Regions from separate parts of the Mus musculus genome. Here regions 2, 3, 4 and 5 are each linked to region 1. Evidence: chromatin loops called from intact Hi-C (ENCODE). Cell type or tissue: heart. All regions are shown on one strand. Region 1 holds the start of Acvr2a (activin receptor IIA). Region 2 holds the start of Orc4 (origin recognition complex, subunit 4). Region 3 holds the start of Gm25338 (a small nuclear RNA gene). Region 4 holds the start of Gm39809 (a long non-coding RNA gene). Region 5 holds the start of Epc2 (enhancer of polycomb homolog 2).

Evidence for each region. A loop is a pair of places that touch in the nucleus more often than their neighbours do. Peaks named below come from ENCODE experiments on the same cell type or tissue, not always from the same donor. Only the 100,000 strongest peaks of a DNase experiment are listed, where the experiment ranks them.
Region 2: a loop joins it to region 1, with 2.7 times the contacts of the local background. A loop is called at or near these places in 2 of 42 quality-filtered maps.
Region 3: it touches region 1 in a loop (2.8-fold over the local background); 5 of 42 quality-filtered maps call a loop at or near these places.
Region 4: a loop joins it to region 1, with 4 times the contacts of the local background. A loop is called at or near these places in 3 of 42 quality-filtered maps.
Region 5: a loop joins it to region 1, with 2.9 times the contacts of the local background. A loop is called at or near these places in 2 of 42 quality-filtered maps.

The regions. Positions count from the first base shown.
Region 1 is chr2:48,810,794-48,815,793 of GRCm38, forward strand. It overlaps Acvr2a (activin receptor IIA), which reads left to right and starts at 3,316. Exons shown (of 11, transcript NM_007396.4): 1 at 3,316-4,033. The coding sequence starts at 3,979. In heart, a CTCF peak has its summit at 2,992; DNase peaks (open chromatin) are centred at 3,298 and 3,978; H3K4me3 peaks cover 2,759 bases; H3K27ac peaks cover 2,074 bases.
Region 2 is chr2:48,947,138-48,952,137 of GRCm38, forward strand. Orc4 (origin recognition complex, subunit 4) reads right to left here and starts at 2,130. Exons shown (of 14, transcript NM_011958.4): 1 at 1,980-2,130. Mbd5 (methyl-CpG binding domain protein 5) reads left to right here and starts at 2,371. Exons shown (of 17, transcript NM_029924.2): 1 at 2,371-2,412. In heart, no CTCF peak of the experiment used is centred here; DNase peaks (open chromatin) are centred at 2,334 and 3,064; H3K4me3 peaks cover 3,440 bases; H3K27ac peaks cover 2,227 bases.
Region 3 is chr2:48,379,749-48,384,748 of GRCm38, forward strand. The region is part of intron 1 of Gm13481 (predicted gene 13481); the gene reads right to left. Gm25338 (a small nuclear RNA gene) reads right to left here and starts at 4,590; the gene lies at 4,471-4,590. In heart, no CTCF peak of the experiment used is centred here; no DNase peak of the experiment used is centred here.
Region 4 is chr2:48,537,294-48,542,293 of GRCm38, forward strand. Gm39809 (a long non-coding RNA gene) reads right to left here and starts at 1,854. Exons shown (of 4, transcript XR_866192.1): 1 at 1,778-1,854. In heart, no CTCF peak of the experiment used is centred here; DNase peaks (open chromatin) are centred at 1,628 and 2,618.
Region 5 is chr2:49,449,028-49,454,027 of GRCm38, forward strand. It overlaps Epc2 (enhancer of polycomb homolog 2), which reads left to right and starts at 2,459. Exons shown (of 14, transcript NM_172663.4): 1 at 2,459-2,931. The coding sequence starts at 2,779. In heart, CTCF peaks have their summits at 2,086 and 3,073; DNase peaks (open chromatin) are centred at 2,094, 2,424, 2,974 and 3,924; H3K4me3 peaks cover 2,848 bases; H3K27ac peaks cover 1,923 bases.

The sequences.
Region 1 (5,000 bases):
CCTTAAACAATATAGGCTATTGCTGTTGCTCTCGCTAGATGGAAAGACCCTATGGTTGAAGACACAACATAGTTTGGTTATAGGACATAGATAAATCAAGCTGGAACTGATCTGTAAACTATCTCACAGCTGTTTTTCATAGTGCTAGAAGGTGCTATGCAGGCTACTTGGGGCCAAAAGTCATCAATAATATTACCCAACAGTGAACCCTGAATGTTGCGTTACTAACCTCCTAGGCAAGATGTATATTGCAATAGTGGCATACACATTAGGAAGATGACTAGCCACTTTCTGATTGGATCTGAGGTTGTTTCCATAGGAATAAATTCAGCATTTCTCAACCTATGGGTCGTGACCCCTTTGGGGTTGGAACAACCCTTTCACAGGCTTTGCCTAAGACCATTGGAAAACACAGATATTTACATCACAATGCATAACAGTAGCAAAATTACACTTACGAAGTAGCACCAAAAGTAATTTTATGGTTGAGAGTCACCACTACAAGAGGAAATGTACTAAAGGGTCGCAGCATTAGGAAGGCTGAGAACCACTGAATTGATGCCTAGAACTGCAAACTGTCAAAAGCCCATGGCCAGGGAAGGACACAAGCTGTCGTGGGAGAACCTACTACTGTTGTTTTGTTAGGCAGAAGTGTTGCCAATCTGCCTTCTAAATATTTGGTTATACCCATATATTAGTGCTGTTGTCAACCCTGGCCAGGAACATTTCCCTTTGCAGTGAGCAGCAGTCAAGGCAGAGACGTGTAATTAGTCAAAGTGCTAAGGAGTAAATGACTGTTGGGTGCTCAGCCCTAAATAGGATGTCTAGATCAATCCCATAAAGCTCACAGAACACCGTGGAATGGGGGATGGGAGAAAAGTTCCAGCCATGGGGTGCTGTGAATGAAATACTATCTTCTGGACATGGCATGGAAGTTGAAGCAGCTACAGTAACCCTGGCAAGGTCAAGCCAGGCAGGAGTTCCCATCTTGACGGGAAGAGCCTCTCGAGGCCTTAGCTGAGGAGCCACTGGCAATTGAAGTTTGCTGGGAAGAGGACTTTCTGCAGGGATGTGACTACTGGTAGACTGCCCACGCTTATACAAGCACCACTACCTGGACTCAGTCAGACTATATAAAGGCATTTATTAAGGGGCCCTAGGAGTACTGGGAGGGGAGCATTAGGGGTGGCTATGACTGAATTACATAGCATTTGTAGAAATTTGTCAAACATAAGTAATATGGAGGAAAAAGGGCAGCCTTAATAATTTCAGCTATTTCTATCTTCAGTGTGAGCTTTGGAACTGTAGTGGGGATTAATAACACTATCTTTTAAAGCCACTATTTCTGGATTTTTTTTTTTTTAAAGTACATTCTGGGCTCTGGGTGGAGCTCATTTGCTTGCTAAGTATGCATGGGGTTCTAGGTTGGATCCCCAGGACCACATAAATACAACTCAGTAGTGCATGTCAGTAATTGCAGCAATTACAAAGTAGAGGCAGGAGGATCAGAAGTTCAAGGTCATCTTAGGCTCTCTAGGGAGTTCGAAGCTACCTTGAGCTCCACAAGAGCCCATCCCGGTGCCTCCCAGAAGCACATTTAAGAACAGAATGCATAGCTGTTATGACTGGTTGTCACTAATTTCTCCCAGGGGTTTACTTTAACTCTTTGTTAGCAAAGAATGCTCTTATTCAGAATTATTCTTGAAGTTCTTCTTCATTACTTTAGAAAATAATTTTACGTTCACTCATATGTCAGACTAGGAGGTGAGAGGAAACTAATATGCAACTCTTGTTGCTTCACTTGCTCTGTTTTTAGCGATGAAGAAACATCGAGACGATGTAGTGACAAGACAACAGTAGGGCCTGATCCATCCCTGGGAGAAAGGAGGGTAGATGGTTCTAAAGTAAACACACTCTTCCATTTTAAGACTGTTAGTGGCAACTCTTCGTTTCTGTCCAGCCTAAACTGTTTGCAGAACTACATTCGATTTACTGAGGCATCCTGAAGACCAGTTTGGGATTTTGTTGCATAATACCATCAATTCTGAGCAGGGCTTGAGAACTGGAAATCTTGGAGAGAGTTTAAAGAGCCACAATGATTATTAACCCTGACAAGTAGTAGAAATAGGCAGATAATTATAGGATGTACTTAATAGACAGAAATATAGAGCAGTTTATAGGAAGAGAAAAAGAAAACAAATACAAGTGAGTTTGTGGAAAAATGTGGGGATCAGTGTACACTAAAACATTAATTACCCATCCCACAGTTGCTTCCTTTTTTTCTTGAAAATGTCTCCAAACACAGAGGTTACTACTGTATTAAGAAAAAAGGGCAAACTTCTAGGTATTTACCTATCTACTGAGGAAGCATTCCTGTCAAAACCTTCAGAATGCTGGAATAAAGTGGAAAACAAGATCTCCCCCTTTATTATACCAAATTGTGCTAAATGGCAGACGAACTGACTCTAGCAATCATCCTTTGCACGCTATAGCCAACTTCGAATATCCCAAATAGCCGAGCTTCTGGAGGTAGGGCTCACATTTTTACATTCTGTATGTTTCGGTGCTTAACTGAACACCCGATCAACAGTTCAACATGGCTTACGGGGTAAAAACAGGTCTTACAAGAGGCTAAGAATTGATAACACCACCGTCTCTGACGGTCCAATACACTGAAATCTGCGATTTTCACTTCAAGCCTAATACAGACTTTCACGCCAACTAGGAGCAAACCTGTTTGCAACACAATGCTTTGTGTATACAAGGTGTGGTGGATAGGATCCGAACCTCACATCGAGCTATCTGGCGAGGGTGTCCTGACCTGGCGGACAGCCCTTCCTGCCTTTATTTTTTAGCCCAAAGACAAACGTGGGGAGGCCTCGGCGGCGGGGGCGCGGCCGGCTCGCGAGCACCGAGCTCGCTCGGGCAGCAGCGGGTGCGGCTCCCGCCCACTCGGAGCAAGTCGGCGCGGCCTCGGCGTCCCCCAGAGGAAAGGCTGGGCGCCGCAGTCGGCCTTAGCATCGCCCATCCCGCTCGGGCGCCGCGGCTCTCGCGCCCGGGCGGGCACCGCACTGGGCACACCGGGCGTCTCGGGGCCGCGGCGGGCACCCGCAGGGCCCGCCGTCCCGTCTGCTCGGTCTCGGTTCCCGCAGCCTCGCGAGCGCGCTCCGGATCCGGCCCCGCCCCTCCGGCTCGCCCCGCCTCCCGGACAATCTCCTCGCGCTCGCCGCCCGGCACGCGCGCTGCGCCCGGCCGCCGCTCCCGCCGCCGCCGCCACCGCCGCCGCGGAGCGTTTCTCCGCCGCGCCTGGCTTCCAGCTTCAGGACGGAACCGGAAGTGTAGGGGGCGGGGCCGGCGGAGGCCAGGAGACCGAAAACGCGGCCGAGCCGGGAGCCGGGAGCCGGAGCCACAGCCTGGACCAGAACTTGGCCGCCGCCTGCGCCACCGTCTCTCCCGTCGCCGTCTCCCGCGGCCGCCTCGCACCGCCACCGCCGCGAGCTCGGCTACTGTGGTCCGCGGACTTTGGGTGTCCGGGTTGAAGGTCGGTCCGGACGTCGGAGCAGCTCGGCTCCCGGACCGTCCGGGCGGCTGCGGGCGCCGCCGCCGCCGCCTCGTCGCCTCAGCCAGGCGTTTTGTTCGCTGAGACGCGAGAGGCGAGCGGAGCTGACAGTGATTTTGACAGTGATTCCAACCCGCTTTTGTTGTTGTTGGCTTTTCGTTGTTTGGTTTGGTGTGTTGTGCGTGTATGTGGCGGTTTTTCCCCCGTGGTACATTTTTTTAAATTGTTGTGCCTTTTTTTTAAATCCTTTTTTTTTCAACCCTGTGAACGTTTTTTGCTTCCCCCTCCCCCCCGCCTCGGGGCTTCCGAATATGTTTTATGACGGTTGATTTTACACCAGGAGGTTTGTCTCCGAGGAAGACCCAGGGAACTGGATATCTAGCGAGAACTTCCTACGGCTTCTCCGGCGCCTCGGGAAAATGGGAGCTGCTGCAAAGTTGGCGTTCGCCGTCTTTCTTATCTCTTGCTCTTCAGGTAGGTGGAGGAGCCGGCGCGGCGGGGCTGTGGCCGGGTGCCGGGTGCCGTCTGCTGGGCAGTTCTCGGGCCGAGGCTTTTCCCGCGCCTAAACCCGCAGCCCCGATCATCTCGAAATCTCCATGAATTCCACTTGTTTTGGGTTGGTGTGGCGAACTGATAGGTTGAGTGCTGTGTTGTTGTGCAAGTGAGAAAGTCATGGTTTGTGGCCATAACACTCGATGACAGCGCTGGTTGGGTTGCTGTTCAAGCCGCAAATACCACAAGTGAAAATTTATGTAAAGGTTTGAGACCCAGAAGGAGGTATTCCAAAATGTCATTTAGCCTAAGCTGTTCCAAAACAAGGACCGGTTTTGGTCGTCATCTAATTAGTGCTTCACCGGTGAATATCGAGACATAGATCAAGTGAGCTGGTGTTTAATTTTGACTGTGAGAAACAATGCATCCTATCAGCGATTTAATCTAGGTCTCCTCTCACGTCTTCTCCAACTACATTGTCCAGTAGTGTTAAAAATAGTTTTAGTTGCCGGAGTATTAACCCTAACCCAGTGCAGAAGAGGTATGCTGCTGTGTGTTGGTGGTGTGTGCTGGCTTTCACCCACCATTTGGGTGCTCTTTTCAGGCGTAGATTCTGCTTACCTACGGAATACTTATTTTAAACGCTTTGCACCGACACGTTGTTTTCAGTTAAGAACAGGCCATGTGAAATTGTGTTCATGTTAAATATGCTGTTCTTGTGAGATGTATTTCTTTTTCTTTTCTTTTCTTTTAACTCAAGGTTAGGAGAATACTCTGGCCATTTTATATCTGAAAAATTTGATTATGTGAAGATGTTGTATGGTTGCAACCAGTGGTTGGAAAAACTAGGCTTTTGTATTGAAATTCTGGAAATGCATACATACATCTAGCTGAAAGGTGTGCAAATGCACTTAACCGGAGAGTTAGTTGGAGGGATGAAAGAGTTTAA
Region 2 (5,000 bases), 140 kb after region 1:
TGAAAAAACAATAAAAAAAAAAAAAAAAGAAAAAAAAAGAAAAGAATGTAATATTACAAGAACAGATTATCTATCTGCCGCAATGCTACAAATCCTTATGGAAAACAGCAAAATAGAAAAAGAAACTATACAAAAGACTTTAAAAGGATGATTTAAAAGACAATTTCTGAATGAATAAATCCAAACAGCCAAGTTTCTGAAAACAGTCAATATCACCAGTACAGAACTTTACTCAACACAGAGCAAATTATAAAACTACCCTCATTAGATTGACAAAATTAAAAGCTAGTTGTTGGTGAGAAGGTACAAGTAAGGCTCGCTCACACCTGAGGCCGGGGGATGAGACAGCATGCCAGTCTAAATGTTTGGTGAAACTGAAGACAGCCACATACAACTCATAAAAATACATAGCTATATTCACATAAAATTATGTAGTATTCAGATCATTATTATGTAGCTATGTAGATCATTTAGTAGTAAAGAAATGAATACAAGTCAAAGTCCATTAAGACTAATGGTGGCTTAGTTATAAAAACAGTGCCTTTACCTTAGAAACTCTTACACCACAACAAAAAAATATATAAATTACAGCAAAATGTATTAACAGGGTCAAATCTCAGCCAGGTAAATAAAGGGTCCGACTTAATAGGGTGTGTGAACTACCTACCTACAAGCAGATAAAAAGAGGCCAATTGAGAATTTGTTTAGAAGCGCTGACATACATTTTTACTAAAAGAAAAGCAGTGAATCACAAGAATCAAGATAATAGTAAGGTGGCACCAGAGGAAGAGAGGCCTGGAAGCAATTAGTGGGCCTGTTCCTGCCAGCTGCTACCCATGTTTTGGTTCTTGATTCATAGTGGTTACAGGTTATGTATGCTACAGTCGTTCTCTACATCTGTGTTTTGTGCAGTTTCCCACACACTTAGGCCATTACACAAAACAGGATTTAAAAGTTTTACCTAGGTCATAATAGTTTTCTATAAGAAGATTGAGACTTGGTTTTCTAATAAAAATTTTAGGGCACTGGAGTTTTGTTTTGAACCCATCTGACATAATTACCTCCCTAGGACGAAGGAAAAAAAAAAAAAAGCACCGTGCAATGGATACATTAAATAGCGTACTGTATAGACTTGCACCAAGAACAATTCGGGAAAATGTGTAACTTTTAACAGACTGAATCCTACTGAGCAGAACTAAAATAGTTAAGACTAAGTAAGAGTAAGTGCGAAGATCTCCGATTTTGAATTTTTTTTAATGTAACTTGGATTATTAAAGACGAGGTAATAGTCCTCCGATGTATCTTGACAAAAACCAGCTAAAAGACTAACGAAGAAAGTTAAAATGAAAAAGAAGCCGTTATTTCACTATAAAAAAAAGAAACACCCAGACAAAAAGCTTTCTCTTTAGCTCCACAAGAAAAGAATATTTCAAGGCTTTTCTTTTTTAGTGACAAAACTCTGTATGAAAGACCAAACAATCCCAAGCATCCTCAAACGGGCAGTCTTTTGTGTTTGCAGCATTAAGGCAGAGAGCATGCAGGGAGCCCTCACTCAGACCTTTCCTGCCCGTTCCTTGCCTACATGCCTACAGCTTCTCCAAAATCCCAAAGAAAACAGAAAAGTCAGGAAGGCAGGATGTGTATGAGCAAGGCTACCGCAGAAGCTGATCAAAAGGCACACATCTGGTTAGGTTTTTCCAAATATGTCGCACGCTCTAAAGCAGGTAGTGCTTCTCTCTCTGCAGAGAACCTGACCTCTCAACACTGCCCAATCATGTTCCTCACCCAAAAGCCTTCTGTAGCCCGTCTCTGCTGAGCTCTGTGCCCGCTTCGTCCACAGCAGCTCCCGGAAGCCGAGAGCCAGGGGCAGGCCTCCTGCTTTAGGCCTACCCGGCCTGCACGAGCCTCCCACTCCCCTCAGATTGTCCACCCGCCCGTAGCCACTGCGGCCCTCACCTTGCCTACGAGACCGGCCTTACCTCTCCCAGTCAAGCCTGCCTAAATCGGGCAAAGCCGGCCGCCGCCGACGGTGAGGACCGAAGGATGTTCACCACCTTCTCAGTCCCGCTGCTCCTACTGCAGCCCACCGCGCACAGCAACTCCCAGCATGCACGGCGACCGGCCGGCTTTGGCGGCCCCGCCCCCGCTCCGCCCCACCACGTGACCTGCTTTCAGGTCGGTCCCCGCCTACTTCCGTCCCTCCGCTCTCCCAGAGGAGGGAGGAGGCAGCTGGGGCTGCTCTAGAGTAGCAACTTCCTCCCTCTTCCCGCCCCCGCCCGGCTACCCCCTGCTTACAATGGCTTCCGGGTCGCCAGCGCCTTGGAGCCTTCTGGGAAAACCATCTCATTTCCTCCCCTCCCCCTCCTCCTTGCCTTCCACCAACCAGCCTCCCGTCAGAACGGGACATGCGCAGTGAGTGCCTCCCGTCTCGTCTCCCCGAGCCCCCCCTCCCCCCCAAGCAGAGAGACCCCAGCAGCAGCAGCAGCTGATGATGAAGAGAGAGGCAGTGGCAGAGGGGGGGCACCTTTTATTTCTATTTTTAAAGGGACAGGACACTAATTTTACCCCACTTCAACCTTGAATTGAGGGGGGTGGGGGGAAGGCGGCCGAGTTCCTCCCCCACCCTCCAGCTCTGAGCCCCGAGTGGGGGAATTGAGCCTGAGAGAGGAGAGGAGTTTCTTCTTCTTAGAAAAACCCCCATCCACGACTCCTACCCGCTCAGCCCTCCACACGCCTGCTTCCAGAGCCCCCTCCACCCTCCTTCTCTGTGGCCGGGAGAGAAGGAGAGAAAGAGACCAAAAGCCTCTTAGCAACACAGACCCTTGGCTGCTGCTGCTGCTACTGCTGCTGCTGCTGCTGCTGTTGCTGTTGCTGCTGCTTGGCCCTGGCTGAAGACATCTCCCTACACCGGGAGCAGCCACTTCCCCAGCTCTCCTCCTCCTCCTTCGCCTCCTCCTCCTCCACTCCCCCCCTTTATTACCCTTTGTGTCATCCTCCACAGCTCCAGGGAAGGCACTCAAAAGTGGGGGGCAGGAAAGGTAAGTGTGTCTGTGGGGGCTCCATTGCCTTCCTCTGGCTCTGACTTTCACTCCGGGGCAGCAGTAGCACCAAACCTCATACGCAGTGGAGCTCCGGGGTGAGGAGGGGGTGGTGCTGGGGGGGGGGGGAGTGAAGGAGGGGCGGGAGTGAGGAGGGGTGTGTGAGGTGGGGTGTCCACCCTGTCAGGGAAGGAAGGACACTTTTATTTTTATTTGCTGTTGTCAAAAGTGCTTTCTCCAGCTAACATCTGATTGTGTCTTGCTTCACTGGGGGAGAATACAAAAACAACCCCCTCCTTCCTCCAATGAGGCGCCAGGGAAAGAGACAGAAAAGAGGCATACTTTCTGGATGTCACTTAAAAAATTACGTTTGGAGAGATTTTTTTTTCCTCTTTCCTCAGGAAAAGCTGCCTGCATTTGTTTCTGAGTGGGAAAATGTCGGGATCTGAATTGTGTTGGAACTGCTTTAACCAGTTGTAGACCTGAGTGTTTCTCTCTCTTTGCTTGTCTGTGGCTTGGATATTGACTTTAGTGTTGAAAGACTTGACTGGTTTTACGTTAGGTGTTTAGCTTCTCCATTTTTCATTTTGTCTGAATGGCATAGCGAATTTCAAATTTTACTTCATAAGGCCTTTGGTTGGATTTTACACTTGTCTCTCTCTCTCTCTCTTTTTTTTTTTTTGTAAAAAATATTTGCTTCATGTTTGACTATATATTTAAAGCTTAAAATGCTTAAAGTTTAAATGCCATTGGTATTCTCTTTTCCCACATACCTTTCTGGTATTCATTTTCCACAACATGGAAATATTAGATATTTCATAACTAACTTTTCCCCCTCTAATCGTTGTAACTTGTCTGAACAAGTAATCCCCATTGAAAACTTTATGTTGTTCTTGCTGCATAGAAGGCCAGATATCCCCATCAATATTTTGCTGGATTGGTATCACTTCAGTTTTAACTGAATTATTTATTTACTGTTGTAAACCGAGAAGAGGTTTTCATCTCAATTTTTGTTGTGAACAAATTGTTCACATATGTAACAAAATTAATTTCCAAAATAAACTTTAATGAGTTAAAAAATCATGAAGTTGTAGTTTGTTATAGTTGGCAACAATCGAAAGGTAAATCTAGATTTAGATTTATAGAGTAGCAGTCTTGATTAAAAATAACTATTCTGTATTCCTATATGATATATTCTTATGGCTTTCATTTTATAGTGCTATATTTTCTTTATATTTATATATTATACCTATATTTCAAAATAGAGCCAAATTTTATTCCAGCAGTACTAAAAATATATTTCTGTTGTAGGCCTCATGGTTACAGCTTACATTAGGAGGTAATATTTTGTTTCATTTATCCATTTCTTTAGCCTTCTTTGAAAATGGATACACACATTCATATTCTATCTGTATGCTTCTCTTTCACTTTATAAAAACCGCATTGGTTTTTTTTATTCCATAATTTATGTCAGCAATAGAAAAACAGTCATTCAATCAGCAAAAAGGATTGAAGAAATAAATCTATAAAGACATTTGGCATGTGATCTTTGACGTAGTAGTACACTGTGATGATCCTTTTTTTTTGTTTCATATTTTTTGCTTGATTGTAAAGCCAAAACATGATATATGCATATTTTAGTAACCTAAAAGTACTTCATATGTAGAACTTGTCTAGTAAAATTTTAATTACCAACCATATATAAAAGTAGACATTTACACAGAGAGTGGGGAATTATAGCAGTAATCAATATGGTCCTAATTCTTTGATTTCTGTTATGAATTTGAACACTTTTTTTCACCTTTCTCTGAAATGTGATTGCTTCACTTAAGCAGAAATCAGTGCTAATCCCAAGTTGTTTCTCCCATAGTAATACTATTACTGGTCCACCTCAGATTTCCTGTCTTCTTAAAAACTAGTAACCGTAATGTAACGGATAAAATTATAAGTATGCAGCTTGTA
Region 3 (5,000 bases), 430 kb before region 1:
AACAACCACATCACAGATGAAGTATGTGAGAAGCAGGAGGAAGGACCTTTCACCTGTGACCACACTACTGGTATAAAACATGATTTTTCTGATACACTGTGCCTTTTATGATACCAAGAGGAAAGTTTTCATGTCCACCACACCCCAACCCCCCAAAGTAAACATCTGCCCTGATTCTGAGACCTGATGCCTTTGCTCTTCAGATAGTCTCACAAGAAAACTGGCAGCAGTCATCAGTGTAATATTTTAAATGTCATAAAAATTTTAAGGTTTCTCTTCGGAGAAGAAACACCAAGGTTGCATGAATTAAAATATGTATTTAATTATGAAAATTATTCATAATTAATATTAGATCGCAGAAGGTAGCAAAGTAGCAAGGATTTGCAGAAAGGCTTGTTACCACCACCTTTGCCCACCCTCCCACCCCCTACCGCTCAGTCACAGCATGGCAAATAGCTATTCGGAAATGAAAACTCTCATAAATATATATATACCACCCTGAGTACCCCACCATTTCAATAACACTAATTGCCCTTTTTTCCTTGCTGCTCCTAGCCATATTTCTTGGAAAACAACAGCTGTGTTTATTCAAATAGCAGCATACTGATGACTTGATGACAGGGTAATCTGCTGGAATTCCAAGTGTGACGGTCCCAGAGACAACTTCTCGGCACACCAGAAAAGTATCCTTTGCACAGTACAAAGCTTCAGAAAGGAATCCCCACTTGGTTAGCACGTGGGATTGGGTGTTCCTTGTTTCAGTTTCTTCCAGTGGGTATCATATTTTCTAGTTCTTTCAGAATTCTCTTCCCATGCACCATTGTCAAAAAGGAAATCTGCAACATGAACATTTTCGCTCCAATAGCTTCTGATTAAACAAAGTCTTGGATCACAATGAAAACAGCCGCAAGATTTAGTTCAAAATCAAAGCAGTAAACTCCACTTGTTATTTTCTGTGAATCAATGGGCACTGGAGGGGATAATAATAGAGTAAGAAGTCATTTACTGGAAAAACAAAATGAAGCAAAACAAATGAACAAACAACAACAACAAAAAAAAACTAAATGCCCATGGGAATGTAATTAATTAGCAAAGATTAAGTTCTCACAGCAGCAAGGGTTAAATTCTCACAAGGCCTTAGTCATCTTCCCTGATGACCTGCAACATGTAACTGCCAAGGCTAACAACTATAAAGCATGCTTAGAAATAAACTAAGTTCCAAATACTCTGGTAAACATTTAAAAGAAATGAAGCAGCTGGCCTCTTTTTAGTAAAGATAACCTGTAGAACTTGGGACGTTCTAGATTTTTCCTCAGATGGTATCTATTAAGAGCTGAATTCTTTGCTGCAGGAGGAATTACATCAACTTAAAGTACAGTCTTCTTAGACTGATGATTTTATTTAACGAGGCAATAACAGAAGTACATCTGGCACAAAGTGTTTTTGGTGTCCTCTTGTGTGCTTTAATGTACATAAGCTCTTTCAATGAAGAGATCTTTTATTTCTTTTAGATAGAAATTTTGAAGCACACACATTACCTTTGGTCCAAGGCCACCAGATAAGGGAAAGAATTAGGCTTCCTCCAAACCTCTGACTCTGTGACCCATGTTTTTCAGCAAGATGCTATGCCACTCCTAAATAAATAATGTATATGTGGAGGAAAAAGTGTCCATCAAGTACCGAGAACACAAACAATCACAGGAAGTAATAACCACTTATGCTTAAAGAGGATTTACATAAGAGTCCCAGGTAAGGCGGGGAGGACAAATAGGCACCGGACTTGAGGGGTCTGAGTGCAAACGTTGTTCTGACGTTCAGATACACCTCAATCATAAGAGATTCGAAATTAACTGAGGAAGCTGATCTCCAACCAGGAACTTGGAACTCTTTCAAAAACACTATTCTCTGTGTTTCCTGGAGAGAAAAACAGGAAACGGGCTTCTAAAAAAGTCTGTTCAGGTTGAGTTGGACTTTCAAAAGACTTCCTTGCCAAATGAGTTTCTAAATGAATTTATGGAAATTGTTCTTTTAGATACATTTGCATTTTGCTTGGTTTCGTTCGGTTTTTAATACCAGACTAGACTCGTGTTTAGCAAATTCCGGTAAGAGACCAAACCCAGCCCCGTGAGGGAGGGGGGGAGGCGGGGGGAAGGGGTTACTATTTGGAACAAAGTGAAAGAAGAGCCTAATTCTGCAGACAATGAAGTCATACTTTGTTTTCTTCTCTCCTTTGAGAATATTCTTAATATCACTGAAACGGTTCTGTGTAGATTTTATCTGCCGCAGATTTAAACTAGAAGCCTCTATCCACCCAGCAGCTGACTCAGACCGATGCAGACAACCACAGCAAAACACTGGATGGAGTTTGGGAACACTTATGGAAGAACAGGAGGAAGAATAAAGGTTCCAATGGGCATAGGAACTCCACAGGAAGACCAACAGAGTCAACTAACCTGGACCCTTGGAGTTCTCAGAGACTGAATCACCGACCAAAGAACACATATGTAACAGATATGCAGCTTGGTCCTCGTGTGAGTCCTGAACAACTGGAATGAGGGCTGTCCCAAAAGCTGTTGTCTGTACATGGGATGCTTTCTTCTAGCTGGGCTGCCTCAGGAGGAGAGGCTGTGCCTAGCCTCACAGAGACTTGATGCATCAAGGAGGTGGAATACCAGGGGAGCCCCACCCTTCAAAGAATGGGAGGTCAGCAGAGGGGAAGGATTTGAGGAGGGGGTGACTGCGATGGAGATAGTGAATGGGATATAAAAAATAGTAATATAAATAAGAAAATTATAACAAAAAAGTAGAAGCCTCAAAAAGGAATAGCAATTTCAATACAAAATGGCAATTAGTTGTCATGCATGAGACTGTCTCCTAAATTTTTATGAAAATTCCTAAGAAGTTAGGAAAATAATATCATTTTCTTCTCTTTTCTTACACATAGGTGCACAAACTACATAAACCACTGTGTCTTTGCATGCTCTTATTATGTGTGTTTCTACATAAATCTGTGCTTACTACATATTTATATGTGTGTAGAAATACATGTCCATGAATACTGTTGTTCTCTCTTTCTCTCTCCCCAAGTATATGTGTGTGTGTATGCATGTGTGTGCATGTGTGTGTGTATATGTGTGTGTATGTGTGTTAACCAGCTTTCCATAAAAACTCTACCAAAAGAAAAAAATCTCTGATAAATCACTTTGTAAAGAAAACAGTTTATTGTAGCTCAGAGTTTTGGAAGTTTTCATCTATTATGAGTTGGCTCAGTTGCTCTTGGCAACATAGTACACCTCAGTTGGAAACATCTTGAAGATCAAGGCTCTTTACCTTATGGTGACTAGGAAGAGGAAAGAGAAAAATACAAATGCCCCACAACCCATAACAAGAGAACACCTCCAATTATGTAAACCCTCCCAATAGACCATACTTCTTAAAGGTTTCTACCACCTTGCAATGGCACCAAAGTGGTGACCAGGTTTTTAACATGTAGGTTTTAGGATCTAGTCCAGGTTCAAACTATACCAATATGTGTAAAATAATATAGTCAGTACAAGTATAATCAAAAAGCACAAATCAGACTCAGAATCATAGGAATTCCTCAAGAAATTCAGGAAGTACATAAAAACAGCACTAAAGAAAACATTTCAAGTTTGAAAAAAAATTTACAAATCTATGTATTTCTTCAATAGTTCAACTATGTACCAGAAAATATAAAGTCAATATATATATATATATATATGTGTGTGTGTGTGTGTGTATATATATATATATATATCTCACTATAAAAATACTTGTGAAATAACTCTTACAAACAAAGTATATTACAAGCATTTAGAAGTATCTGTATGTGTTTCATATGCAGAAGACACTCAAAGGAACAAAGGGGAATTACTTCCAGACTTGTGTAGACTGGACAGTGAAATGGGCGGGAAGCTCTCTGGGCTTCCTTCTCTATCAGGATCTTGTGAACCATTGCACAATTACAAAAACATCTGAAGACAGGCTCAGCCAACATTGCGCTATAGGTAGGGCAGGGAACTCTTCTGCTGTGGTCTTAAGTTTGTTTGTTTGTTTGTTTGTTTGTTTTATGAGTGGATTGGGGAACCTTCAATCATTTTGTCTTCTCTTGATCTATAACCTTTTCTGTGGTTTGATGATGACCCCTACTGTTCTTCCCACCTGATATGACCTGTGGCTTTTCATGCTTGCTAACTTTAGCTTTTTTACAGCCCAATTGAAATATCTGTCACTAGAAGGCCATTTTTACTTAGAAGTAAATTCTTTTTGGTGCTTTTTTAAAAAAAGCATCCAGGTAATTTTTTCTTAGTTTTTAAAGTTGGGGTCTCAGTATGGCATCCTAGGCTCATATGCGACTTTCCATCTAAACTATACTGGTGTTGGACTATAGAAACCCGCCTGCCTCTGTCCTAAGTGCTGGAATTAAAAGTGTGTACTACCACAGAGGCTAAAAATCAGTGGTTTGCTGCCACAAAGCAGGTTGCAATGCCTTAACTATGTGCAGCCTGTTAGACCCAAGGGCACTGCCTTTCAAGAGGAATATGAACCTTCGTTCCTCTCATACAACACATTAAAAAAAAAATCAGCCAGCTAATTTCATCCGAAAATCACTTCAACACACTAAAGAACAAGCAATTCTATATGCTAGATAGCTGAGAAATATACTAAGAAAAAATACATACAAATTCAGCTTCAGGGAAGATGGAATAGAAAGTTCCCTATTTCTTATTAATAAATTTTAACAACCCTGTACATTATATGCCAGGCATGTATGAAAACAGTCCACAATTTAGAAAGCAGAAGACAGACTGAGCCGTGCTTAGCATGACAGTGAGTTTCCTGTGCTTTATGCTTCATACACCGCAGACTCAGACCTAAGGAAACTGACAACTGCAAAGGTAAAGTCATAAGACCAAAAAAAAAAAAATCTCAAAGTTTGCAATAGACAGAAGCCTATAAATCTAAGAATCCATCAAAGC
Region 4 (5,000 bases), 270 kb before region 1:
GTGGTCTTAGGAATGCCCGGCAGCCAGGTTAAGTGTCCTTCTAATGCATTCATCACCATTATGATGCTAAGACAATACATCTAAATAGACTATGTTCTCTGTGTGTGTGTAAATGATGAAGACTGACTGGCCTGCTCTATAGCTCATGCTCCCCATCTGATTCTTGTTTCTCAGGGCACACTGTTTCCCGTGGATAGAGATGAACATTTTAAGCTAACATTATTTTCCTCTTCTCCTCAAATATAAAACTTAGATTCATCTTCAAAGTTCTACAAAATAGACCAGCATAATTTTTAAAATGGAAAAACACACAGAGACGCAAAGGAAGTTATGAAATTCTAATTCCATCCATAGCAATTTCACCAAACAAGTCTTTCTTATTGGCATATAACTGTAGCTCATATCTTCTGTTTTTATAGATGTAAGTTCATAATCACTACACAGTCTAAGGTCAATTTCTCTTTTTTAAGGTTCCTTTAGAAACACGCACAAACACCCAAAAGGAACTAAAATAATCTCACTATATGTATATATGTATGTATGTATGTGTGTGTATATATATGTATATATATATATATATATATCTTTCAGATTATAATTTACATGACTTAAAACCCACTTATTAAAATTGAAAAATACTATAGTATTAATACATTAATGGTGCACATCACACTTTACAACTATCTGATTCCAGATTTTTTTCTACCTCAAAAAGAAACTCAATATACACTAATATACTCTTCTCTTTCCTTGGCTCAGCCTCTACCATATAATAGTTTATTTACTCTTTGTTTCTCTGTACTTTATCTTAAAGATTTCATAGGAATGGAATAGTATACCAAGTTGCTACTTGTGTATGTGTGCATGTGTGTGATCATTCATGTCATAACATATATCAGTAACTTTATTATTTATAAGGTTGAATATACTCTCTTATATGGGTATGTTCTCATTATTTATCCATCCATTAGTTAGGTGGGTGAATAACTTGATTTTTGTTTATTATTTTGTTAGTATGTGATATCTGCATGGTATTCTTTGGAGTAAGAAATAGGCCATCGAATGAGATTGTACCATATTACTAATTTAAATCTCCAATGATAAGCTCTCTGACAATAAATATCCCTAACAACAAACTATCAGTCTTACCTGTGTTCAGTTAGTGTAGACAGCTGGAATGGCCCCTTTCTAATAGGTTCTAAAGAGGACTAGAGTGCAGATACAGGACAGGGAAAAGGGGTGAGTGTGAGGTACAAAGAGGCAACTTTCTAAAACTGCAATACAGGAGGGCATATTCAGGAAATCTGCCAGTAAAAATGTCTGTTACCATTCAAATAAAATGGTTAGCCTGACCAAGGGCAGATGTAGGTCCCAGACTGCTGAGATGGGCTCCTATCTTTTTCAGACCTGAAGCAGCCTGTGGCAGTACTCTTCTGGCCCTAAAAGGCTGAATATAAATCATGCTTGTTGGCAATTTCTGCTGACGTGCTGCCTGACACATGGCTTAAAAGCCTTTCTCAGAGCTGAGAATAAATTCCAAGACAGCAATGACAGCTATAACAATGATGCCACATGTTAAAGCATTTAAAAGCCCTCAACAGGAGTAGTCATTCAACACAGCATCCTTTACTCAGACCGCTCCTGCACATTGCAAGACAATAGAGAGTGGGCTGTGCTAGGCTGCAGGAGAAAGGGAGAAGAAAGATCGTTCGCACCATCCTTCAGAGTGAAGTTGCTAAACATTATTCAGATGAAGTGGCCCCTGTTCCACCCTCACCTCTTCTAGCCCGAAGGGATCAAGTTCTTCCAAGGCATTTCAGTTGTGAGCAGATGTCTACCGTGCGAGAAGCAAAGGAGACAAAGGGGACAGAGCAGTGCTTGAAAGAGCATAATAAACACAAATTACGCTGCTGCCAATAGACCGTGCAGCTTTCATTTGCAATCTGGCTTATTCCACGTGATTTGCTTCTAAAGGACTTAGTCTCGTTCTGGGATTGGTGTTGGGAGGAGGTTAGACAGATACGGAGTCCTTGGGGTCAACTCCGGGGACTGTCCAATGGGGAACATGTGCTCCAAATGTATTTCTGAGGCTCAATAATTCTGCTTAAAAGTAAAGCCACAAAGAGAAAGGGTTAGCCCGTCTCATAAAAAGGGATAAAAAAATAAATAAATAAAAATGCTATCCTTTCCACAGTCTGCTTTTGCAAGAATCTGCCAAAGACTAATTTTTATTGTTCCATAGTAAATGCTACATGTATATGTATATATACATGTGTGGCTCAGAAAATACTGCTTTCTGAAGGGAACATGCTTAAAGTTCACAAGAATGACTCGGCAACAAGGAGCAAACCAAGGGACTTTCTTGAGTCCAAAGAAAATAAGAAATTCCCTGGCATTTTGCTGGCTCACAGATATTCTGCAAAATGTCCTGGGATAGAGACCATCTGGACAAAGATATCCCCACAAAATATGAACTAGAAAACAGGAAAAAATACACCCCCACTCAGATCCAAGCCAAGAAGCCACATGATTGACGGTGGTAACTTCATGCAATGCTAAGTGGAAAAGGAGCTAGGCTCTAGGCACAAGGGAGTACTTAGGGGACTGGGGCAATGGCCAGCAGAGTGTCACGAGGGCAGAAAGAACAGTGTCCTGTTGCCCATGAAACTATAGGAGACTGGCCAAAGATGAGGACAGGAAATTGAGAAAGTTCCATTTTTATAACTACTTCCATGTTCTCCAAGAACCCCGAAGCTGCCTAAAATAAAAGAGTATTTCCTGGCTGACTTTGGGTAATTGAATGGCAATTTCCTTCCTGGAGTCCACTAGAGTTGGAAAGCGTATAAGGGTAAAAGGAGCTGGAAGGTTTCATCTGCTAAATCAGATGGATTGTCCAGTTATCACCCCTGTTAAAGGAGCATGGAGAGTAGGCGCAAACAAGTGCTGTTTTCACCCATGTTAGGGAACGACAACGTGTGTGTGTGTGTGTGTATGTGTGTATGTGTGTGTGTGTGTGTGTGTGTGTGTGTTATCAGTTACTCTAACACTTTAAAGGTTTTACTGGACTAGATCTCAAGTGTATAGATTTATTTTAAAGACTTTCATTAGAGTCACTGGTGGTCTACAAGAATAGACAAATATGCATGTCGTGTTATCTTTGATGCTTTCAAACTTGGGAGTCAGCCTTTTCATTCTTTGCATGGAAAGGTTACTGGTGATTTTATTTAAACTGAAACCTAAAATACTGTTTCCTGAGCAGAGTATATAATCCCCACCCCCCACAAAAATCTCCATCAGCTGCTTACCAACAGTCAGTCTCTGAGGTAAGGAACCAGTGTCTAATGTCACTCACCAGCTGGTCCTGTCCCATTTTAGAGGTCCACTTTCCAGAAAAACCATTTACAACTTGTAGCCCACAGTTCTACCCTAGTGCAAGAGAATGTGGTCCAAAGTACCATCCCTAGGCAGAGGTCAAGTACAAATGAAATTGACTGCTGCCTGTCAAAGAGAATAATGACTCAAAGACACACTGGGAATCACTACTCCAGACCACAAGACAATCTTCAGCTATTATCAGAGCTTTAAAAACAAAAACAAAAAACAAAATCAATCCAGATGGCCAGGCAAGCAACTTTGCGGTCCTGGTTGCTAAGCACCACTTTCTAGTCTAGAGCTATTGCTGCACTATCCAGCCCTCATTGTTTCTTAATTTCTCTACAACGGTGTATGTGAATGTGTGTGCATGTGTGAGAAAGAGAGGGTGGAGGCATCTAGATATGAGATAAAAGATACAGATACTTTTAAGATTAATGTGTTTAGAAAATGAAAGACAGAATAGGAAAGATCCATAGTACTCCAGCCTTCTCATCTCTTTTTCTTCCTCTTTCTTATTTCTCCTCCTCACTCACCTCCGCTCTCTCTCTCTTCTTTCCTCCTTTCATTTTTGTCAATAGAGTCATTTCCCTACACAAATATTTTTAAAAGCCCATTGGATTAGTGATACAACCAAGTAATTGAGCAGGGCGTAGATGAGACTCAGAATTAGTCTTCAACATCACAGAACCATAAATGAAGAAGATGAAGAAAGGGAGGAATGAGGGAAACAAGAAAGAAGAAGGGGAAGGAGGAGGAAGAGGAAAATTAAAAATTTGGCACAAAAAGATAGAAGTGGAACCCCTCCAGCAAGGCACTCCCCTCCTTATTCACTAAGTACAGTTTTCCTTCCTTAGCCACAGGGATCATTCCATTGTGTCCTCAGGATGCACAGAAAGTCTCAAGGTATTAGTATAATACTGAAGACCCAGCTATATCATTCTTGGGAATATACCCAAGAGATGCTCCACCATGTCACGGGGGCACATGTTTCACTATGTTCATAGCAGCCTTATTTGTGATAGTCAGAAGCTGGAAACAACCCAGATGTCCCATGACAGAAGAATAAATACAGAAAATGTGGTTCATTTACACAATGGAATACTACTCAGCTATTAAGAACGAGGACATCCTGACTTTTGTAGGCAAATGGATGGAACTAGAAAATAACATCCTGAGTGAGGTAACTCAGACTCAAAAGGACATATATATTGATTTCTACAGCTGCCCAGTCATAAAGTTCTAGCTACATCCAGAGGTTCTAATACAAACTGTGAGATGGCTCAGCTAATAAAGGCAAGACCAAAGACCTGAGTTCAATATCAGGTCCCACATGGTAAAAGGAGAGAACCAACTCCTGCAAGTTGTTCTCTGAGCACCACATTTACACTTTAGTGGACATGTGAACATACACTAAATAGATAAGTCAATGTAATAAAAAGATTAATTTCTTTTAATTTCTAACCTTTTCTTTGGAAAGAATACCTTGAATGAGTTAATAAAAGGTAGCAAACTGTCTTAGAGTTTGTATTCCTGCACAAAACATCATGTTCAGGAAGCAAGCTGGGGAGAAAAGGGTTTATTCAGCTTACACTTCCACACTGCTGTTCATCACCAAAGGAAGTCAA
Region 5 (5,000 bases), 640 kb after region 1:
CTCTGTAATCACTGCCAACAAGGCAAGAAGAAAAGTGAACATTGGAGGATAAAATTGATTCTCATTTAAAGCAAAGACCAACAGCAAACCAACTATGATGCAAAAGCCATTCTCTTGGTTGAGTTTTACATTAGAAAAAAAAAGTTTCTTTGAGATGTTCTTATTGTTTCTAAAGTTCTGATGGCAAGGATTGCTGGGTAGGCCAAAGAAAAGAAAAATTAGCATCAATGGCTAGGCCTGATGGCAGGCCAGGAAGGCACTCAAACTCCAACCTGGAGTAGAATGTCACAGCAGCACTGAAATTCTTTGTGTAGCTGATATGACTTCATAGCTATCAGCAAACATACTAGATGCCTGCTTTCTGTGAGGTAGGGCTAGCCATTCTCACTAATTAACTCTGGGGGCTTTCATTAATTAACTTTGGGTCAGAAACTTTTGAACATTGGATGGCCAATAAACCAAAGAGCTTGGATACTAAAGTGTGCAGCTAGGAGAACAAGTGTTTTGGAGTTAGGATAGATCCAGAGTTAATCCAGGTCTGCTGTTCCCTGGTATTGGAACTTGACAAATTATAGGTCTGAGTCTGTTTCCTTTTTAGCAAAAATCACAGCATTTCTCCCTATGTAGAAGTATATAGCTATAAGAATTGAGTGGATTTCAACTACTTGGGACTATACCCCCCCCCCCACACACACAATGTCCACACTTCTTTTTCTGAGTGTAACATTAGGCAGAGAGACTGGAAAGAAGCTACCGTCTCTGAGCCTGAGAAGGGGTGAGAATCCAGATAAAAGGCCCCAATGACTCATTTTTTCAAACACTGTTCCCCCTGATTTTCAGACTAGTACTCAATAATGACCCCCCCAGCCCCCCTTCTGAGAACTTCTTGTTCTTCCTTACAAAGGATTGGAACTACGCCAGAGGGTAACACTCACAACAGCACAGGCTCACAACCATGTGAAAGGTGTTGCTTACAAGAATTGAGCCACAGTCTGTTTGCATTGTTACCAGTAACAAGTGGACATAAAACAAAGCCACTGAATAACATCCCAAAGTGTCCCCGGACAGACTGGTTAGATTATTTTGTGTTACCAGGAAGTCAATATTCACCATTCAGCTTTCAAAGGAAAAGCTGGAGACAAGGGGGAGGGGGGGAGAGGGAGGGAAAAAAAAGCAGGGAGAGAAGAAAATAGAGAAAAATAATGGGTGGCAATGAAGAGAGATAGATGGTTTTGCTATATTAAGACATGACAAAGAAACCCGTTTTTATTGTTGGACTTTAGCAAACCATCTACCCTTTTATGAGCTAGGTAGGGTATTTTTCAATGATTAGAAAATGGTAAAACTGTTGCACAGTGAGGCAATTTGCTTAGAAACATGTACTGCTTAAAGACTAAGAAACTGCAACAAAGGTTTGTATCAATAGTGACTAGTATTTAATTGAGTCAATTTGATTCCTTTTTGCAGAGCTTTTGCAAACCACTTCTGGCCAAAACTATGTCTAATTTCTTTGACCTGTCACAGCAACTGACTATAGATGTCATGTGGTAATTAACTTTCCATCACTCTTTTGTGTGGTCTGTATCATTTTCTTCAAGAATTTACTTTTTTTTTTTTTTTTTTTTTGGCCCATCATCTTTGCAGCTGCCCTTTCAAGTAGTTACGACTCTTGTTACTAATTATCCAGCAGTTTAGTTGTAACACAGTAACACGCAAACTAATTGGAGTCCGGAACTTTATTAAACTCTTTTTGAGTCGTCACTGTAACCAGTGTTTTCACATACTTTGGTTAGAGATTTCAAGAAATGCCAACCATCAAACTAAGAAAGTTTGGATGACAGGTGCAAGTCCGCTTGTTGCCGCGTCCAGCAACTATTTCAAGTAGCAGTCTCCAACTACTGACCCTCCTGTCTACCCGAGCATCCTCTCGGCGGTGCCTAACTCTGGAGAGCTCCTCTGGACAGGGACTGCCCAAGTTCTCAGGGCGCGAGACGCAGCAGGGCTGTGCCTCTCGGCGTGGGCAGACGCAGCGGACTTGTCGGACCTCCCCGGGGATGCGCAAACCCGAGGCGCGAAACCAGCCAGCAGGCGCCGGGGCGAGCAGAGCTGTCCAAGTGCAGACTCGAGGGGCGGCCGGTGGCCCGGGGGCGGAGGCCTCCTGTCCCCCCGAGGCGAGCGGTCCTAGGCACTGAGCCTTCCCGAGGGAGCCCCGCGCGGAGCGAGTCGGCGGCGGAGGCACCGAGGCGCCCGCTCCGGAGCCGGGGACCGAGCGCACCTGGCACCTGCCGCCCCGCCTGCGTGCCGAGCGTCCCGCCGAGGAGGGCCACCGGGACTCGGCTCGCTCTCGCCGGCTGGGCTGGCCGCGCCTCGCCGCGGAGAGAGTGGGTGGGCAGGCAGGGGAGGGAAAGGAAGGAGGGAGGGAGGGAGGGAGGGAGAGGGCGACGCGCGTCCCCGAGGCGGGGGCGCGCTCTCGCGCGGGCTGCCGGGATCGCTCGCCGCCGCTGTGGTAATGTCCGCCATGTTGGCCATGGCGCAGGGAGCGGATCGGGCGGGCGAGCGGCGGATCTAGAGTGTGGAAGCGGCCGCGGGCGGCGGGGGGCTGTTCTGGGGCGGGGTGGGCGCCCATGCTGGGGCCGGGGGCACTGCGGAGGAGGAGGAGGAGCGGGCCGGCCGCGCTGCACTGAGGAAGGAGGTGGAGGAGGCGGCGGGAGTGCTCCCCCCCCCTCCCCGCCCGCCCCGCCGCCGCCGCCCGGGCTGTTCCTGTAAGGCGGGGAGACAATGAGTAAACTCTCCTTCCGAGCGCGGGCGCTGGACGCCGCCAAACCGCTGCCCATCTACCGCGGCAAGGACATGCCTGATCTCAACGACTGCGTCTCCATCAACCGGGCCGTGCCCCAGATGCCCACCGGGATGGAGAAGGAGGAGGAATCGGTAGGGACTCGAGTGTTTATTACCCCCCCCTTCCCTCCTCCCCCCTCCCCTTTGTCAGCCGGGCCTCGCCATTCACAGAGCGCTTCTACGCTCGCTGGAGGGCGCCGCTGCCGCTGCGCGCTCCGGACCCTACGCCGGCGGAGTAGCGTAAACCCGTCGGCCGGCGCAGCGCCCGCCCGCGGCCGCCATGTTGTTGCGTCCCAGTGTTGTGATTAGCTCTCGGCGCCGCTTACGCTGCCGTAAGGGGGCCCTGCCGTAAGCAGCGGCCGGGAATGGCGCAGGGATGCGCCGGCCCGCACTTGGCGTACAGCCTCTGTTTACCTCGTAGACATCTCGCCGGGAGCGGGGTTAATGGGTCGAGAAAGGGTCCTTGGGCTAAGGCGCTATTTTCGTTGCGTTTTAAAATTTGTGCGTGCACGAAATTGCCTTTGAAACAAACGATCTCGGGAAAGTAGAGCTCTTTCAAAACATGCATCTTCCTGCTAGTGGGGTGATGGGTGATGGTTTGCGCTGCCCGCTAGAGGTGCCGCGGGAGTAGGCGATGCATCCCTGCGGCCGGGCAGCGACCCCCGGTCCGGACTCTGCGTTAGCGAGTCCTCTGATCTGCACGCCGGCTTCGCCTGCCGGGCTGGCCCCTCCTCGGTTGTGCGGAATTAGGACGGAGCCCGAATGCTTGAAACTGGCCTCCAGGCCCGCGCTTCCCGTGCAGCGAGCGTCCGGGGAAGTTGCATGCGGGATGGCTGTTTACAACTTGAGGGCTCAGAGCGTCCGCATTGACAGTTGCGTTTTTGACCAGATGTTAAAATTTGGACAAAATGCTGTTTCCTTCTTCCCGGGGGTTAAGTTATACCCAAGACTGAATTTCCTCCGATTTGACAGTGTTTACGACTCTGGAGTGTTGTTACTTGTGTGCGGAGTTCATAGTAACTGCACCCTGAAGAATTTCTTCAATGAACCTTCAGTCCCGCCTTATTGTCAACCACGGGTGTGTGTGGATTGGCTCCCTAGCTTCTGTTACTGTCAAAAGAAAGCTGGAGGTTTCTGTGATTGGCTTTCTCTTTTGACTATTAATATTGCAGGAAATGCCTTTAAGCATTTGATTGGCTGCTCGAATTCTGACCTCACTGTGTTGGTGCTTTGACTTAATCACATTTCTTTTTGGTGTTTGATTACCTGATTTAACATTTTCAGTAGAATATTAAATAAGACCTCTTTTTAAACCTTCAGGAAATTAAAACTCAGCTTTTATGCCTAAGATTCAGATAGTACCGAATCGTGTTTGAGAAGTTTGCTTATGAGGTTATTGACTTGATTTTGAGCTACCTTCTGGCAGTCTCCGATAGATGATCTAGAAACTGCGTTTGGTAGCGTGGTACTGTCTTTGCTGATCACGTCTTTCTCTTAGCCATTTCCTTCGGACGTGTGTTTTTACGTCGTTTTACTTCCTTATGTTTGCTATCTTTTGCCTAAGGTCTGCCAGTTGAAAAATCAGATGATCATTTAATCAATCTGTCATTTCTTCTTGAATGTTGTATAGTGGTAGTTACTGTTTATACTATCTCCTGTTTAGATCTAAGATACTGTACTAAGAATTTTAAATAAATGTGATATAAATTTTTTAAAATTACTTTTGTGAGTTATAAGTATAGGCCTTTTTTGATACTCAGGATATTTTTGTTTTGTCTTGTTTTGTTTTTTTTTTTTTTTTTTTTTTGGTTTTTCGAGACAGGGTTTCTCTGTGTAGCCCTGGCTGCCCTGGAGCTCACTTTGTAGACCAGGCTGGCCTCGAACTCAGAAATCCGCCTGCCTCTGCCTCCCGAGTGCTGGGATTAAAGGCGTGCACCACCACGCCCGGCTGTTTTGTTTTTTAAAACATAGCTACACCTGAAATACTATTTTTTTTGTCCTGTGTTAATTAACTATTATAACTATGGGCAGATTTCTGTGAGAGATCTTCATTCAAGCACATGAATCATGATTTAGCATTCACACATGCATATAATATACATACATACATGAACCTACATATATCCATGGTCAGTGTTTTTTAAGACAAGAACCCTGCTTTG